2 separate regions of the Homo sapiens genome follow, and region 2 is linked to region 1. Evidence: read pairs that join two places in POLR2A ChIA-PET (ENCODE). Cell type or tissue: Panc1. All regions are shown on one strand. Each heading gives the region's core, and the rest is flanking DNA. Links, peaks and the distances in the headings are about the cores only. Region 1 overlaps AATK (apoptosis associated tyrosine kinase). Region 2 overlaps LOC124904078 (a long non-coding RNA gene).

Region 1 (5,371 bases), core at 188-5,187:
ACATGGTAACATACATTGTAACATGATAACATACATTGTAACAGTAACATACATTGTAACATGATAACATACATTGTAACATAGTAACATACATTGTAACATAGTAACATACATTGTAACATACATTGTAACATACATTGTAACATAGTAACATACATTATAACATGGTAACATACATTGTTGCGGAAACCCTCAGGCTGCTCAGGTTACATACAGTTATGAGCAGATGAACTGTGCTCATAAATAAATGGGGAGCTCACACCTGTAATCCCAGCACTTTGGGAGGCCGAGGCAAGAGGATTGCTTGAGCCCAGGAGTTCAAGGCCAGCTTGGGCAACACGAGACCGCATCTCTACAAAAAATAAAAAATTAGCCAGGCATGGTGGTACACACCTGTAGCCCCAGCTACTGGGAAGGCTGAAGTGAGATGACTGCTTGAGCCCAGGAGTTCGAGGCTGCAGTGAGCTGTGATGGCACCGCTGCACTCCAGCCTGGGTGACAGAGTGAGACCTTATTAAAAAAAAAAAGAAATATTATAGGTCGGGCGCGCTGGCTCATGCCTGCAATCCCAGCACTTTGGGAGGCCGAGGTGGATGGATCACAAGGTCAGGAGTTCGAGACCAGCCTGGCCAAGATGGTGAAACCCTGTCTGTACTAAAAATACAAAAATTAGCCAGGCATGGTGGCGGGCATCTGTAATCCAGCTGCTCGGGAGGCTGAGGCAGGAGAATCACTTGAATCCGGGAGGCGGAGGTTGCAGTGAGCCAAGATCACGCACTGCACTCCAACTTGGGCGACAGAGTGAGACTGCGTCTCAAAAAATAATAATAATAATAATAATAGGTAAAATGTATTAAAAAGGGAGACATATGAAGCCGTGCTACTATGGTGGGTGAGCATGTGCACCTGGCCACATCACTGCGTTCGTCTGAAATACTGTGACGATGACTTAAGTCTCTTGACAAGATCCGTCAGAAACCTTGATGGTCACCGCCACACGTGCAGTCGCCCACAGAGCCAGGGTCTTGAGAAATTTTATCTTGCCCAAATGCGAATGTACGAACAGGACATCTCTTCATTTTTTGAGGAAGTTCAAGGTTTCCGTGCAGAGCGCAGCGCCGTGGTGATGCACATCCGTGGAGTCAAACACGCAAAAAGTGCAAAGATGAATGAGAACCCTCCAAAGGTCTCCACGCAGTTCACACCTCCAGCACTGGAAATGATTTGGAGATGAAGCACAGAGCACAGCGAGCTGTAAGAAGTAATGCTGACCATTTAAAATAGTGGGAAAGGGCCGAGCGCAGTGGCTCACACCTGTCATCCCAGCAGTTTGGGAGGCCGAGGCAGGCAGATCACCTGAGGTCAGGAGTTTGAGACCAGCCTGGCCAACATGTTGAAACCCCGTCTCTACTAAAAATACAAAAATTAGCCGGGTGTGATGGCGCAAGTCTGTAATCCCAGCTACTTGGGAGGCTGAGGCAGGAGAATTGCTTGAACCTGGGAGGTGGAGGTTGCAGTGAGCCGAGATTGTGCCATTGCACTCCAGCCTGGGCGACAGAGCGAGACTCTGACTCAAAAAATAAGTAAATAAAATAGTAGGAAAGGCTGGGTGTGGTGGTTCACGCCTGTAATTCCAGCACTTTGGGAGGCCAAGGTGGGTGGATCACCTGAGCTCAGGAGTTTGAGACCACCCTGGCCAATATGGTGAAACCCATCTCTACTAAAATCCAAAAATTAGCAGGGCATGGTGGTGGGCGCCTGTAATCCCAGTTACCTGGGAGGCTAAGGCAGGAGAATTGCTTGAACCCGGGAGGCGGAGGTTGCAGTGAGCTGAAATTGTGCCACTGTGCTCCAGCCTGGGTGACAGAGCAAGACTCCATCTCAAAAAAAAAAAAAAAAAAAGAAAGAAAAAACTAAGAAAAAAGAAAATTGGATTTATGAAAAAGGGTATATGGCAGGGCCAGGTGACGGGCAGTTGCACAGAGACAGTCCCTAAGAGCTGGCTGCCTCTCACTACCACATGGTGAGGCTGTGCGTTTCGACGAGTAGCTGCTTTTTTTCTCGTAGGCTGTGGCTCTCCTTGGAGAAGACGCTCACATTCATCTTCTACATGGCACTGCTCTGTTTTGTTTTGTTTTGTTTTTTGAGATGGAGTTTCACTCTTGTTGCCCAGGCTGGAGTGCAGTGATGTGATCTCAGCTCGGCTCACTGCAGCCTCCGCCTCCCAGGTTCAAGCAATTCTCCTGCCTCAGCCTCCTGAGTAGCTGGTATTACAGGTGCCCGCCACCACGCTGGGTTAATTTTTGTATTTTTAGTGGAGACGGGGTTTCACCATGTTGGCCAGGATGGTCTCGAACTCCTGACCTCAGGTGGTCCACCTGCCTCAGCCTCCCAAAGTGCTGGGATTACAGGCGTGAGCTGTCACTGCTCTTTTTGAAATTCTTCTGTGATTCAGCCCGTACTGCATGAGCATTCCTATTAGATTCTCCTGTCTTCTGTGCCACGCTTCTGTGTTGTTTGGGGTACGGGAGGTCCATTGCGCATGGGCCTCATACACAGACCGCAGATTTGGCGGAAATAGTGCTGGTGACGGAGCAACAACACCATCACAAAGCATCCTCTCATCCTGCCATACGCACGAGTATTTTCGAGCCAGTCAGTAACTTCCCCGGCTTCTTAGGGCAAATGCAGCTGTTAATTCCCTGAACGCTCCGGGGTGTCATCAGCTGGGAGGAACACCCACGCAGGCAAATGACGCATCTTTAAACGGAAGTTCCTGTCTCATCTGAATTTTCCGCCCAGTGTGTTGGGCTGAACAGAAAAGACAAACTTTATTGGTGACATCTTCAAATTGACTGTTAGAAGCCTTGATCACACCTAATTCCAAATCTGTCATGGTTTGGGGACTCTATTGAAATCCATTTTCTTCCACAAAGTCCACCACATCTTCAAATAAATGTTGATAAGGTGCTGTACTTTTCCCAGTTGTTAATACAGAAACAAGCCAGGAAAGCTCTGGAATTTCCTAATCCAACAGGGGCATGAATTGTATATAGCTGATAAAAATCAGTGGGGATGGAGGCCAGGTGCGGTGGCTCATGCCTATAATCCCAGCACTTTGGGAGGCCGAGGCAGGCGGATCACCTGAGGTCGGGAGTTCAAGACCAGCCTGGCCAACATGGTGAAACCCTGTCTCTACAAAAATACAAATATTAGCTGAGCGTGGTGGTGGACGCTTGTAATCCTTGCTACTCGGGAGACTGAGGCGAGAGAATCATGTGAACCTGGGAGGCAGAGGTTTCAGTGAACCGAGATCACACCATTGCATTCCATCCTGGGTGACAGAGCGAGACTTGGTCTCAAAAAAAAAAAAAAAATTCAGCAGGGCTGGTTTTGAAGGTGCCATCCATTAGGCAAAGTGAAGCATGCACTGGTTTTCTGTTAGATTTAATACTAAATATTAGAATCCATCTTCTCTGGTGATCAGATCCCCAAGGATAGCTCAGCTCACCGCCGAGTGTGCTTTGTAACAGGAAGGAGTATTGGTGTCAGCAAGCGTCTGTTTCTGAGGTTGCTGACCTGGTTGAATTCTTCTTCTTCTCTGACAAAGGACTTTTGTTGTGGTTTGTTGTTTTCTTGAGACAGGGTTTTGCTCTGTGGCCCAAGCTGGAGTGCACTGGTGCAATGGTGGCTCACTGCAGCCTTGACCTCCTGGGCTTAAGCGATCCTCCCGCCTCAGCCTCCCAACAAGCTGGGACCACAGGTTCGAGTCACACTGCTGGATGATTCTTAAATTTTTGTAGGGACGGGGTCTCATTATGTTGTCCAGGTGGGTGACAAACTCCTGGGCTCAAGTGATCCTCCTGTCTCAACCTCCCAAAGCTCTGGGATTACAGGTGTGAGCCACCACTCCCGGCCAAAGGATTTTTTATTTTTATTTTTTTTGAGACTGAGTCATGCTTTCTTCTCAGGTTGGAGTACGGTGGCACAATCTTGGCTCCCTGCAATCTCTGCCTCCTGGGTTCAAACGATTCTTCTGCCTCAGTCTCCCAAGTAGCTGGGATTACAGGCAAGTGCCACCACGCCCTGCTAATATTTTTTGTATTTTTAGTAGAGATGGGGTTTCACCATGTTGGCCAGGCTGGTCTCGAACTTCCGACCTCAAGTGATCCGCCCACCTCAGCCTCCCAAAGTGCTGGGATGACAGGCGGGAGCCACTGTGCCCGCCCCAAAGGCTGTTTTTTTGAAGGCAAGCGTGGCACTGCCTGTGAGGGGTTGGAAGTCTCACGTGATTGAATAATTTGGTGGGGAGATTTGTATTTTTTGCCTGTGTTTTCACTTCTTCTATGATTAAGTTGACACCCAAATCGAAGGCCACCCTTGTCAGCCTGGCCACCATGTGCATCTCCCTTGAGCACACTTAATTTCCAAATAAAGACAACCTCAGGGTCCCAGCTCTGCCTAACACGATGCAACCCTCTGGTGACTGTGATTTTGGGGATTTTAGATTTCAGGGATTTCAGCATATTCTGGATGATGGTGTTGAGACGGTGTCTTTTGGGATTATGATCCAAGCCCCTCCTTAATCACTCCCAGGGCAGTTCCAGCTCTTGGGGTCAGGGTGTCCTTTGGACACAGCCTTTGTCCTGGGAGGCTGGGGGCAGATGGGCCCAAGTGACCAGCCAGATGGGGGAGGCCGGGCCTCTGAAGAACTGGGTCGCGTGGGGGCCTGGCGTCAGGTGGCCTGCTGCCCCTCGGATGCGTCTGAGCCACAAGTGTGTGCACGCGTCCCCGGCCACGGTCCCCCCAGCCCCAGGAGCCTTGCGTCATAGAAAAGTTAATGCTTGATCCCAGGCACAGGGTCTGTCCTTTCATTTCTGGGGGATGTGGGGGAGGAGGGGTGAGGGGGGAGACAGGAGGGGTCGGTGGGGGAGACAGGTGGGGCTGGGCCTGGGTTCTGTGCAGGTGGGGCTTGGCTGACACCCGGCTTCCGTGTCTCCACCTGGAAAAGTGACTCTGTGTCTCTGCTTAGGAATTCCGTTCCTCAGAATGTTCTGTGTCTGGGCGCCTGTGCAAACCTTTGCAGGGAAATCCTGTTCCCCAGCCCACAAAGTTCTGTCTGCCTCACAGTGGTTCGTAGGGGGGCACAGAGTACCCCTTCCTCCCTTCTCCTGTCCCAGGAACCCCAAGAATCTTACTACTTCAGCCTGCAACTGAGAGGTAGGGGTATTCGTAACAGACAATGGGGACCACTCTGGGCTTCCCAGGGACACTGGCCTGACCCCTGGACATGCTGACTCCCCCAGTACCGTCTGCCCTTGACTCAGCGGCACGCCTGCCAGGGTTGCGCCAGTTCCTTCCTGCACGGGAT
Region 2 (5,371 bases), core at 57-5,056, 140 kb after region 1:
TCTGTCTACCCACCTCCGGGCCCCGGACCCCTCCACCCCGGACCTGGGAAAAGGCCCCTTACCTGATCCCCAGAAGCCCTTGGCCTGTCCAAACCCGTCTCCATACTCAGTGAGGTTTTCCAAGTACAGATCTGACTGAAGTCCCCTGCGGCAGCCCTGTGCTGACATCCATTGCCCCAAGGATAAAGACCTGGGTCCTCAGTCCCTCCACAGCAGCCTGCACCCAAGTCCCCTCGCTGAGCTCCAGCCACTGGCCCCGCTGGGCAGAAGTGACCATGTGATACAGAGCTCCCGCCTCCCCGGAGTGGGGTGAGAATCTAAGATCCCCGCTTCCCCAGGGCTGTGCAAGAGGCTGAACACCTGTGTGGACCTGTCTGCCCTTTGCCCCCACACGCTAGCTGACAGTAAGCCCCCCAGGCAGGCACACAGGAGAAGGATAAAAAAGGAGACCCCCGTGAACTGCTCAGAACAGGCTCAGCCCCAGGGGGCCTCTGCCCCCACCTCCCCACGCTCTATGGTTCTCTCTCCATGAGGTCCAGGGCCTCCCAAGACCTTCAGGTACTAAACAGCCTTTGGTCACTTTGGTCACAGCAGCTTCATTTACTGGGTGATTCTCAGTGTGATAACTGGAACTCGGCCTGACTCACCCAGGATTAAACCTCTCCCGGCTGCCTTGTGCTCAGACCTGCCATGGCAGGAAAACTTGGGGTTTGCAGATTCTTAAATGTTTTGTGTTATAAGCCGGGAGCGGTGCCTCACACCTGTAATCCCAGCACTTTGGGAGGCTGAGGCGGGCGGATCACCTGAGGTCGGGGATTCGAGACCAGCCTGACCAACATGGAGAAACCCCGTCTCTACTAAAAATACAAAATTAGCCAGGCATGGTGGCGCATGCCTGTCATCCCAGCTACTAGGGAGGCTGAGGCAGGAGAATCGATTGAACCTGGGAGGCGGAGGTTGCGGTGAGCCAAGATTGCGCCATTGCACTCCAGCCTGGGCAACAAGAGTGAAACTCCGTCTCAAAAAAAAAAAAAGTTTTGTGTTATATGGATTCCAGTTCTCAGCTGAAAAATCTCCACCTTTTCATCTACTTTCTCCCTTGCTTCCTCCATCTAAACAAAAACGCACAGAGTTCGAACTCTAAACAAAAACTCACAGAGAGTTCAGGGGTTCTCTGCTGCGACTTCCACTCTCTGGCTTTGTGTGCATCCGTTTCCACGGGCTATTTTTCCTCTTGATTTTTGGCCCTGTGGTCTCTGAATGCTGGATGTCATGCGCTGAAGCCTGGAGACTCCAGATCCGGGGTCAGCAAACTGCAGCGGGGGGCAGCCGCCTGCTTTTGTGAACGCAGCGTATTGAAACACACCCATGCCCATTTGTTCACAGATGCTCTGTGGCTGCGTGTGCCCTACAGCAGCACGGTTCAGTAGGCAGAGGCCACTTCTACTACCCGGCTAAGGAAAAGATGGGCAGAGCCTGCTCTGGATGACGCTGTGTTCCAGCCGGCGGAGAGGGTCCCCCATTTCCTCGGTAAGGAGGGTGACCTCCTCGCTCCAATCAGGGACTGAGCTGAGCTGAGGACAAGCTGCCCTTTCGGTGAGCCTATCTCTGTGTTGCTTGTTTCTAGGAACTAATCCTCCAGGAAATTAACAGACAGTTTGCTGTGGACAACTAGAGCCCTCCCCTTCCTTAGCCCTGAGCGAGGTAAACAATTCTGCTCTGCCTTCCGGAAGTTTCAAATTAGCTCTTCAACCAGCGTTTTCACGCAGCTTCCAGTCCTGCCACAGTCTTGAAGAAGAGATCAGCTTTCGCGTCTTCATTCTTGCCAAGATTAGCTGCCCTTCGAATCTCCCGTGTGTCATTAATCCCAGCACGAACAAGCACTTGGGAACTGCGGGCTGCAGATGGTCTGCTTATCCTACGGAACCCTCCTCTTTTGAGGCTTAACCCCTTTAGTCTTTGTTGCTTCTGTAGCTTTCTGATGCCATTAAAGAGATGATTTTTATATTTTTGCCTGGCCTTTCTAGTTCTTAGTGGGAGCCTTGATCTGCTGCACTCCATCCTACTTGGAAGTAGAAGTCTGTTTCCCCATGTTTAAAATGTTAATTTCAGGCCACGCACAGTGGCTCATGCCTATAATCCTAGCACTTTAGGAGGCCAAAGTGGGAGGGTCACTTGAGCCCAGGAGTTCCAGATCAGCCTAGGAAACACGGGGAGACCTCACCTTAAAGAAAAAAAAAAAAAAAAGGCATGCACTGAGCATGGTGGTGCATGCCTGTAGTCTCACTTACTCAGGAGGCCGGGGCAGGAGGATCACTTGAGCCCAGGAGTTTGAGGTTACCATGAGCTATGGTTGCATGACTGCACTCCGGCCTGGGCAACAGAGCAAGACCCTATCTCTAAAAAAATAAAAATAAAATAGGCTGGGTGCAGTGGTTCACATCCATAATCCTAGCACTTTGGCAGGCCAAGGCAGGAAGATCGCTTGAGCCCAGGAGTTCAAGACCAGCCTGGGCAGCATAGTGAGACCCTGTTTCTAAAAAAAGATATTAGCTGGCCATTGTGGCACATACCTGTACTTAGGAGGCTGAGGCCAAAGGATCACGTGTACCCAGGAGTTTGAGGCTGCAGTGAGCTGTGATCATGCCGCTGCACTCAGCCTGGGCAACAGAGGAAGACTCTGTCTCTAAAAATGTAAGTCAATAAAAATAAATAAAATGTTAATTTCAGTTTCCAATTGTTCCTTGCTAGCAAATAGAAATACACATTTCATTTTGTACACTGACCTAGTATTCTGTGATGTTCTAATTTGTTCTAGTAGACTCCTTTGAGATTTTCTATGTAGTCATGCTGTCCACAAATAGAGACAGTTGTGTATTTATTCCTTCCCAATATGTGTTCATTTTATTATTTTCTTGCTTATTACACTGAACGGGGCCTCCAGTATGATGCTGAATAGATGTGGTGACAGCAGACGCCCTTGCCTTGTTTCCTTCCTTATGGGGAAAGCATCCAATCTTTTATCATTAAGTGTGATGTTATCTGTAGGGTTTTTGTGATGCCTTCTGAAAAGTTAAGGAAGTTGTTTTTTATTCATAGTTTGCTAAGAGTTTTTATCACAAACGGATGTTGAATTTTGTCAAATTCTTTTCCTGCATCTATTGAGATATCATAAGATTCTTTTTTTTGTAGTCTGTTGATACGATGAATGATACTGATGTTTGAAGGTTGAACCAACCTTGCATTTCCAGGATAAACCTCATTTTGTTTGTCCCAGAATAAATAGATTACTTCAGGATAAAGACTCATTTTTATATATTGCTGGATTATTTGCTAATAATGAGTTGAGGATTTTGCATCTAGGTTCATATGGGATATTGGTCTGTTTGCTTTTCTTGTAATGGCCTTATGTGGTCTTAGGGTCAAGGTAATGTTGAACTCATAAAAGGAATTGCAAAGTGTTCTCTCCTCTTCTATTTTCTTTAAGAGTTTGTGTAGAATTGGTATTAAGTCTTCCTTAAATGTTTGGTAGCATTTAATAGACATATGACAATTTGGTTTACCTATTTAATCTTGAGTGAACTTTGGCAGTTTGAGTCTTTCAAGGAATTTTCCCATTAAATCTAAATTGTCAAATTTATGAGCATAAAACTGTTTGTAATATTTCATATTTACTTTTTTCTTTCTTTCTTTTTTTTTTTTTTTTTGAGATGGAGTCTCACTCTGTCACCCGGGCTGGAGTACAATGGCGTGATCGTGGCTCACTGCAATCTCCACGTCCTGTGTTCAAGTGATTCTTCTGCCTCAGCCTCCCAAGTAAGTGGGATTACAGGTGTCTGCCACCATGCCCGGCTATTTTTTTTGTATTTTTAGAAGAGATGGCATTTCACTATTTTGGCCAGGCTGGTCTCAAACTCCTGACCTTGTGATCCACCCGCCTCGACCTCCCAAAGTGCTAGGATCACAGGCGTGAGCCACCGTGCCCAGCTGTAATATTTCCTTAATATCTTTTTCATGTCTATAGGGTCTGGGGTGGTGTTCCCACTTTCATTGCTAATGTTGTAATTTGTATCTTCTCTTTTTTTCCTGATCACTCTAGCTTGAAGCTTTTCAAATTTATTGATATTTTCAAATAACCAGTTTTTGCTTTCACTGATTTTTCTCTGATGTTCTGTTTTCATTTCTGCTGATGTCCACTCACTATTGTTTCTTTTCTCCTGCTTGCTTTGGATCTGCTCTTCTTTTTTGAATTAATTAAGGTGAAAGTTTAGCTAACTGATTTCAGACTTTTCTTCTACCTTAACATAAGCATTTAATATTCTAAGTTTTCCTCTAAACACTGTTTTAGCAAGAATCCATAAATGTTAATATGTTTAGTTTTCATTTTCTTTCAGTTAGAAACAGCCTCTAAATTCCCTTGTGATTTTCTATTTAACTCACAGGTTAATTTAATATTTGTGGATTTTCCAGATAGCTCTTTGTTACTGGCTTTTGGATTGATATTATGGTCAGAGAACATGCTTTGTGTGAGTTCAATTCCTTTAAATTAGTTAAGGTTTATTTCATGGTCCAGAACATGATATGTCTTGGTAAATGTCCAATATGCACTTGAATAGAATGTGTATTCTGCTGTTGCTGGGTGGAATGTTCTATAAATGTCAGCTGAGTCAAACCAGTTAACAGTGTTCAGGTGTCCTATATCCTTCATGATTTTCTATTTATTCTCTCAATTACTGAAAGAGGGGCCAGGAACAGTAGACTATGCCTGTAATCGCAGCATTTTGGGAGGCCAAAGCAGGAGGTTCACTTGAACCCAGGAGTTCAAGACCAGCCTGGGTAACATGACAAGAGCCCGTCTCTACAAAAATAAAAAAATTAGTGGCCGGGTGCGGTGGCCCACGCCTGTAATCCCAGCACTTTGGGAGGCCGAGGCGGGCGGATCACGAGGTCAGGAGATCGAGACCATCCTGGCTAACACGGTGAAACCATGTCTCTACTAAAAATACCAAAAATTAGCCGGGTGAGGTGGCGGGCACCTGTAGTCCCAGCTACTCAGGAGGCTGAGGCAGGAGAATGGCGTGAACCCGGGAGGTGGAGCTTGCAGTGAGCCGAGATCACGCCACTGCACTCCAGCCTGGGCGACAGAGCGAGACTCTGTCTCAAAAAAAAAAAAAATTAGCTAGGTGTGGTGGCATGTACCTATAGTCCCAGCTGCTCGGGAGGCTGAGGCAGAAGGATCACTTGAGCCCAGGAGGTTGAAGCTTCAGTGAGCCATGTTTGTGCCACTGCACTCCAGCGTGGGTGACAGAGCAAGACCCTGACTAAAAACAACAACAAAATACTGAAAGAGGAGGGTGAAAGTCTCTAACTG

Evidence for each region. Peaks named below come from ENCODE experiments on the same cell type or tissue, not always from the same donor. Only the 100,000 strongest peaks of a DNase experiment are listed, where the experiment ranks them.
Region 2: POLR2A ChIA-PET joins it to region 1 with 6 read pairs; 3 of 35 experiments call an interaction of 5 or more read pairs at or near these places.

What each region holds. Positions count from the first base shown.
Region 1 is chr17:81,150,851-81,156,221 of GRCh38, reverse strand. The region is part of intron 1 of AATK (apoptosis associated tyrosine kinase); the gene reads left to right. Among named protein-coding and RNA genes, the nearest start is that of PVALEF, 12 kb to the left of the region's middle. In Panc1, for the core only: no CTCF peak of the experiment used is centred there; no DNase peak of the experiment used is centred there.
Region 2 is chr17:81,014,605-81,019,975 of GRCh38, reverse strand. LOC124904078 (a long non-coding RNA gene) reads left to right here. Exons shown (of 2, transcript XR_007065934.1): 1 at 1-1,530; 2 at 1,628-2,007. Among named protein-coding and RNA genes, the nearest start is that of BAIAP2-DT, 17 kb to the left of the region's middle. In Panc1, for the core only: no CTCF peak of the experiment used is centred there; no DNase peak of the experiment used is centred there; H3K4me3 peaks cover 1,114 bases; H3K27ac peaks cover 1,039 bases.